Linked DNA regions of Homo sapiens: all the other regions are linked to region 1. The links are chromatin loops, found by intact Hi-C in ENCODE. Cell type or tissue: HCT116. All regions are shown on one strand.

Region 1 (2,500 bases):
TAGCACATAGTAAGTATTCAGTAATGCCCTTGCCTTTCTTTAATTTTTTTTTCACCTAGTTTTCACTTTTATTCTGTCCAGGGTAGTTCCTTGTGCTCTCAGTTCAATTTGGATGTTTTCTTATCTGGACATATCTTAACATCTGCAGATGATTTTCCAAACTTGAGGGCTTGTAAACAATTCTGAGTCAGTTGTGGTGGATCATGCCTGTAATCTCTACGAAAATATGTTGGCTTTTTTTTGTTGTTGTTGTTTGTTTTTTGTTTTGAGACAGAGTTTCGCTCTTATTGCCCAGGCTGGAGTGCAATGGCGCGATCTTGGCTCACTGCAACCTCCACCTCCCAGGTTCAAGTGGTTCTCCTGCCTCAGCCTCCAGCCTCAGCATGTGCCACCATGCCTGGCTGATTTTGTATTTTTAGCAGAGATGAGGTTTCTCCATGTTGGTCAGGCTGGTCTCAAACTCCCGACCTCAGGTGATCCGCCCACCTCGGCCTCCCAAAGTGCTGGGATTGCAGGCATGAGCCACCATGCCCAGCAAAAATATTTCTTAAAAATTAGCTGGGTGTGGTAGTGCGTGCCTGTGGTCCCAGCTACTCAGGAGGCTGAGGTGAGAGGATCCTCTGAGCCAGGGGAGGTAGAGGCTTCAGTCAGCCATGATTGCACCACTGCATTCCAGCCCAGGTGACAAAGACCCTGTCTAAAAAAAAAAAAAAAAAAATTTCTGAGTTTTTCATAATTCTTTTGTTTCTTAAAGCAAATTGGTCCAATGACTAGATTCCTCCATCACAGTTAATTAATTTTTTTCTGGTCCTTATTTCTAATATCTGGGGTGGATTTCCACTGATATAAAGAAAGCTGAAGACAGATCCCAAAATTCACTATGCCCCTGAAATTCTATTTTGTATCTAGAAAAATCTAAAATCCTTCAGTGCTCTAGAGTTTCAGTTTAAGAAAGCTCTCAGCCAGTGACTATACAGGGACAAATATAGAACAATGACAGCAATTACCAGGACACTGCCCCACTGACAACATAAAAAAGTAATGTCATAAACCTATGGACACAAACCAGTTTTATGTCAAGGAGCCCCGACTCCAGGGTTCTTCTGTAAAGCAGGAGAGGGCCATTAAGCCCTGGGCTTAGCCAGACATCCTCATCCATGGGCCAGGGTGAGCCGCCAGAGGGCAGAGCCGTGGCAGCAGCAAGACAGCTAGCCAGCACACTCCGCAGCTCCTGCAAATATTTAACTAAATCTTCATTCTAACTCTCCAACCGACTAAATGTGTGACCTTGGGCAAGTTGCTTAAGCTCCCATGTCTCAGTTTTCCTCACGTGTAAAATTAATAAAATCTAGGCCAGGAAGTGTTATGGAAGTTAAATGAATTTATACATATAAAACTCTCAGAATGATGCCAAGCAAATAACAAATAACATATAAGTGTTTTCTGGTATTACTGTTGTTCTCATCAACTATTTTGATTACATTTTTAAAAAATAGTCTTTCTTCTAAGCTAACACAATTTAAAATTGGAGGTTCGCACAAGTCAGTCTCTTCCTTGTCTTTCCTAACTTATTCATAGATTTTATTATTATTATTATTATTTTAGAGATAGGGTCTCATTATATTGCCCAGGCTAGCTTTGAACTCCTGGGCTCAAGTGATCCTCCAGCTCAGCCTCCTGAGTAGCTAGGACTACAGGTATGCCCCAACAAACCCGGCTTTTGATTCATAGATTTTTTTTTTTAAAGTCGATTCCAATTTCCCATTCCCCATGTGTTGTATAGGGTGTCAGCTGGGAGCGTGCAAGTCTGAGGGCTTCAGGCTTTGCCACTGTGTGACCTGGGGCAAGGCACCTGGCCATCTGCTCCTCCCTTTTCTCCCATATGAAGTGGAAGGCTCATGCTAGGTTACCTGTGGAATCAATTCAGCCCTCAGGCCAGGAGAACAGCAGGGCTCCTTCAGTGCTGCATCCCTGTATTTCTCTTTCACTCCAGATTCCAAGCAAGGCTGAAGGCAGCCTATTTTCAAACTGCTCAACTCTCTCAAGAGAGGAAGAAAACCTGCCTTCAAACATAGCTCGCTGACTTTCCCCAAGATAAGCAACCCCCTTCCCAAGACTCTCTGATTATCAAACATGTCAGCAGTATTCTAAGAATCCTGTATAAAATAAGCAAACCAGTCCTCCGGGAAGACCTGAGGGACTGCTTTGAACAAGGGAAATGAACCTTAATGCATAAATGGATACATCCTCATTAAGCTGCAGATGCCAGGAATCACTGGGATGCTGACCCCTGTGCGGGAGGTACTGCACCTCTGCAGGTGGCAGGGTCACCAAGGAGCATAATTCTCTACCCCCTGCAGAATACTTGCCTGGAATATCTTTATATTCTCCGGGTGATGCCTGTAGAATTTTTTCTTTCTTTCCTTTAATCTCTCCTTCCAAAGTAGTCTCGAGCCCCTGCTATGCGCCAGAGACTGTGCTTACTGACAGTTACATAAGG
Region 2 (2,500 bases), 150 kb after region 1:
AGTATAGAAGGCAGTCAACAGCTGGAGGTGTTTTAGATTTCTACATTCATGAAATATTAGAACTAGAAAGGATCTTAGTAAGCCTATGATCCAACTGTAGTATTTCATGAAATAATACATTATGTAAAGTGACTTACTCAAATTGTTTGGCTAAATAGTGGCCTTTTTAGAGCAAGAAGCGGGTGTCCTAACTTTCCTACCCCATGACTGAGAGACATAAGGGGAAAGTACTTGAGCTGCTGAGTCAGGCAAACCTGGGTTCTCATTTTGCCTCCCTCTCACATTGGTAGCATGGCCATGGGCCTCAGTTTCCTCACTTTGAAATTGCCTGTGATGGTTTCCATCTGGCTGGCATCTGCATGGGTGAAAATGTCTACACATAGTAGGCAGTAAAAAATGTGAGCTCTTAGGAATCATTGTTTTATTTCTTTTAAAAATACTTCATTTATAAGAAAACATATTTCTGAGATCTTTTCAGCATCAGAAAATGGTGCCCGATTGCTCTTGGTGAGAACAACTTTGGAGGGAGAACAGGCCAGTAGGCCTCTTTGATGGAGATTCAGCCTAGAATGAGCTAGAAATAGAAATTAGTCCCACCTACAGGACATAAAGCTCATGGATGTAATGCCTTTTCCTTTTCCCAGTTGTCCCTCCATATAAGGGAGTTTGGGTTGATTAACTCAGCAGTTAGTAACACAGCCCTTATCTTACTCACACTCAGAAGAGGATGTGGAGTAGTGGAGGAGGTCACCAGGCCAACAGGCCCAACTTGCTTCCTACATGATAGGAACATCAATGGTCATAAACCATTTGATGAGATAGGAGAAGCCAAGGGCTGAGGGAGGAGATGGCATTCGGGGCAGGTGTGTGGAGTGATGCATGTAGAGACCAACGCAACAGTGCTAGCGTGACCCGAAAGGAAAGAGCAATGATTTTAAGGGAAAGGCTGAGGGTGATGGCTGGAGAAGAAGAGCAGAAAGGGAGTCCAGCTTAACACTCTTGTGTTGTGGGTGGCTTTTATTGAGGGAGGAGCAGCAGAGTTCTTCCGCAGCTCCACCAAGGGTCATGGTTTTCCATTATGCTTCCCATTCTCTCACACACACATATGCTTCATCCACCTTCTTTATAGTATTATGAATCTGTCCATTATCTGGAACCCCGGGTGGCAGTAGAATATTGTCCCACTGTCTCCTGGAGCCCAACTCGAGGAATGTCCTGGCTGATTGATCAAGGGAAGGACCTTATCTTTAAATAGAACCCCAAAGCTGAGTGCAATAATTCCCCACATAAGCCGTATGAAACAAATACTTCGTGTGAATAACACTGGCCTGACTCCAGCAATAACACAGCTGTTGAAACAGCTTAGTCACCAGGGCGATGGAGGTATGCAGTGAGGGAATGTTGGGGTGCCGTGATCTGACATTTAGCTGGCTGGCAGCAGCGCTGAGAGCCAACATGGAGCTGCGGGAGAGCTGCAGAGAGAATCTGCTACCCGTCCACAGGCATTATTCCCTTGTTTCTTTTGAAGCCCAACCGTAATCCCTTCCCTGGGCAAGGCAGACTGAGGAGGAAAACAGAAAACATTTTAGGACTGAAGGGAGGGAAAGAAATGGTTTGCTTCTTTTAGACACCTGGTTTCTGCCCCTTAATGATGCATGTTTATTTCCTGGATAACTTTTTTTTAAATGCCCCAGGCTAGGCAGAGTATAATTTAGATATGGCAAAGGGGGAAAAAACTCATTTATTTATCTTGCCTAGAAAAACGTCATGACTCTTCTTAGCTTACTTGTGTCCAGGGGATGTATGAAGAAGTCAGCAGGGAAAGTCCTGGCCCTGCTGCCTAATATTGCCTGAATCTCTGTAGCGGTTCATCTGCCAGAGCTCTTGTCTGAAGGACTCTGGGTAGATCTGGGCAAAATACTTAGCTGGTTTCGTCAGGATTTTGGGAGGACTAATAAACTGCCATGGAGCGACCCCATCCCTCTGCCAGCTCTTTGAAGAACTGACCTGTGTGTTTTTTCTTTATCCTGGACTCCCTCTGCACTGTTTGTTTTGGAAGTTGTTAAGTTAAATTAGCCATCCCTTTCCTTTCCTGGTTACTGTATGACAATGCAGCTGTCAGTCTGTGAACTCTGCCATCATCTATTTTTAGACACAGTGTGAATGAAGCTGTCTTCTCTAATTGCATTCAGAGAGAGAGAGAGAGAGAGAGGGGCACGCAGGTAGATTTTCACAACGATCAAATCAGCTATTCTAAATGCTCTGTGTACTGACAGTGTCCTGGAGAGAAAGCAAAGAAACCCACTGTGTGTTTTCCTCACTTGCTTTCAGGTTTGTTTTCTTTCCACATTGATGTTGATTATGGTCAAATAGGAAAGTGCTGTTGCCACATTTGCTTTCCAGTGTTTTAACACTTGCTAACTTAGATGGTTCTGAGTTCTCTAGCTTTGTTAGCGAAAGATTGGTTCATCATTGGGTTCAGATTCTTTGGTAAACAAAT
Region 3 (2,500 bases), 200 kb after region 1:
CATCTCAGCTCCTGAACCCCTCCTCCAGACATGGTTTCTAGAAAGTTCTCCCATTACTACTTACCTGTTAACTGCATCCTAGCTTCTCAGGGTTCCAAAATATGATGTTCAGATGGCAGGACTGCTCCAGCTGGCACAGATTAGTGTGAAAATGTCCCTTCCTGTACTAGGGCTTGATGTCCTAGGAAAATGGTACAGGATTTTTAAAAATACTCACTTCTTACTTTTTTGCTTCTCATGACCAAGCAACCACTAAATACTTAGTTTTAAAAATTTGTATTACCAATACCTTCTCTGTATTCAGCAATATTTTTGACTTAATGGTAGAACTTTACATATATCCCTGTTATGTATATTTTTTCCCATACACCAGTTAGGTTAAGGGACATCTTTAGCTTTTAAAAAAGTACAGTTCGAAATATAAAGTAAAAGCAGTTAAGTCTTTTCCAAGTACAAAGTGAATTGGTTCCAATTGCTAGAGAATTTACAAATATATATTCACCTGAGGCCAGAAAAAGCTCCTTTGGCCTAGGCCTCTCTCCTTTATCAAGCTCTCTCCATCACGAGTGTGCACATGTGCGCGCGCGCACACACACACACACACACACACAGAACTTAACAGCAGTGATGTGTGTTGTAATATGCAACTTTGTAAGTTACATATCACTCCCCAATACCACCTTCTCAGTCACGGAGTAGAGATCTTACTTCACAAGAAGTGAGACTCAGAGAGGTGAAGTGACCTGTGCAAGGTCACCTATTACAGTGCCAGAGTTGGAACTAAAGGAACTTCAGTCTGTGAACTTCAGTGTCTTTCCAGTAGCATATTTGCAGCAGAAGAGTCAAGAATGTTGTGAGCTGCAACTCTCACTAGAACCAAATGACCTTATTGGGAGATGTTAGTCCAGCCTTAAAAACAAGCTCTTCACCTCCATGAATGGCAAGTGTCTGCCCTCTTCAGGCCAAATCGAGAATGACATCTATAACTGAGCAAATCCTCAGAACCCAAGTCAGACCTTGGATTATTGCTTTTCAGTAAGTTCTGGTCCTGGCTGTGTCTCTAACTCTTGCTGTGGGACCCTCAGGGAAGCTACCCACCCCCTTCACCCCACCTGAATGAGATGATTTCTGAAGTCCTCAGCAGCCCTGATTCTAAGCCTCATAAGGAAGAGTAGGTGTTAATGGCATCCTAGGGCAATGGTAGGCGCCTGATGCAGATCTGCTGTGAGCCATGTGCTGGCATCACAGGGGTGGTTTATTAATTTCATTTATCATCTGGACAGCCCCTTCTTATAACGTACATCCTTGCCTCTTCTGAGGCTCTAAGATCCCCAAGGTGGCTCCTGTATCCAGAAACCCCTTGGCCTTCCCTCCCAGTTAAGCAAGATCTCTCTTCAACTCAGGGATGCTGAGAGATTGAAAGTGAACTACACACAGGAACAGCCAAGATAGGAGTTATTTCTATAGCACCATGCTTGGCTGATGTTCTTTACACGGAGTGGGCAGGATTTTTAAAACAGCGTTTGTGCCTTTTAGCCTGGGCTCCTCCTAAAAGCAGACTCTGGGACAAGGATTTGTGTGCAAGTAGCTGGCTTGAAAGGTGATTCCAGGAAGCACTGAGGTGGCATGGAGAAGCAAGGCTGAGAAGAAGGGAATGCAAAGAACAGCCACCAAGGTGCACGGCCAGGGCCTCTGTCAAGCTGTGAGGAACATGCTGCAGAGTTGTCCCCTGGGGCTGAGGAAGCTGTGAGAGAGAGCCACTCCACTCCCATCCTTTGTAGGTAGAGGGCCACCGCCAGGCTCTTAGCTACTTGGAACTAGGGCCAGCTTGAGGAATATGGGTGAGGCACCCATGGCCTCTGCTACATTGTTTTTAATCCAGTCTCAAAAACAAAATGGTCCTATCACAGAAACTCTGCAAAAATACATGAAAGAGTAAAGAAAAACATGTAAACATTTTACAATTACTCTATCCAAAGATAAATACTGTTAAAATGTCAGTATGTTCTTACACAAGTTTTTCCATGCATATATGTGTAGATTTATATACATTAAGATTGTATTATACATAGAAAATAAATTTCTGGACAGTTATATAACCTGCCCTTTTCAAAATATATCTAGGAAATCTTTCTATGTTATTGTGTTGTCTTCTATAACATGATTTTCATGACTTTACTATTATAGTCTCTAAAAAGGATGGTTCATAATTTTTACTGGACATTTCAGTGGTTTGCAAAGTTTGACTATTACAATATATGTTGAAATGAGCATCCTTGGATATAAATCTTTTTTGTACATCACTGATTGTTGCCTTAGTATCAATTCCTAAGAACTACTGGGTTAAAGATCAATTATTCATTCAATAAGCATATGTTGAACATCTAATATTGGGCCAGGTGCTTTTTTTTTTTTTTTTTTTTTTTTTTTGAGACAGAGTCTTGCTCGTCACCCAGGCTGGAATGCAGTGGCGTGATCTCGGCTCACTACAATCTCCACC

What was found. A loop is a pair of places that touch in the nucleus more often than their neighbours do. Peaks named below come from ENCODE experiments on the same cell type or tissue, not always from the same donor. Only the 100,000 strongest peaks of a DNase experiment are listed, where the experiment ranks them.
Region 2: it touches region 1 in a loop (2.3-fold over the local background); 4 of 110 quality-filtered maps call a loop at or near these places.
Region 3: a loop joins it to region 1, with 10 times the contacts of the local background. A loop is called at or near these places in 76 of 110 quality-filtered maps.

Annotation. Positions count from the first base shown.
Region 1 is chr1:68,319,960-68,322,459 of GRCh38, reverse strand. No RefSeq gene overlaps it. Among named protein-coding and RNA genes, the nearest start is that of WLS, 89 kb to the right of the region's middle. In HCT116, a CTCF peak has its summit at 1,172 (motif pointing right); a DNase peak (open chromatin) is centred at 1,143; H3K4me3 peaks cover 37 bases; H3K27ac peaks cover 640 bases.
Region 2 is chr1:68,173,124-68,175,623 of GRCh38, reverse strand. The region is part of intron 2 of WLS (Wnt ligand secretion mediator); the gene reads left to right. All of the region lies in intron 9 of GNG12-AS1 (GNG12, DIRAS3 and WLS antisense RNA 1), which reads right to left. Among named protein-coding and RNA genes, the nearest start is that of MIR1262, 9.2 kb to the left of the region's middle. In HCT116, no CTCF peak of the experiment used is centred here; DNase peaks (open chromatin) are centred at 1,380 and 2,028; H3K4me3 peaks cover 945 bases.
Region 3 is chr1:68,118,806-68,121,305 of GRCh38, reverse strand. GNG12-AS1 (GNG12, DIRAS3 and WLS antisense RNA 1) reads right to left here. Exons shown (of 10, transcript NR_040077.1): 8 at 65-181. It also overlaps a transcript of WLS not described here. Among named protein-coding and RNA genes, the nearest start is that of MIR1262, 64 kb to the left of the region's middle. In HCT116, a CTCF peak has its summit at 947 (motif pointing left); a DNase peak (open chromatin) is centred at 965.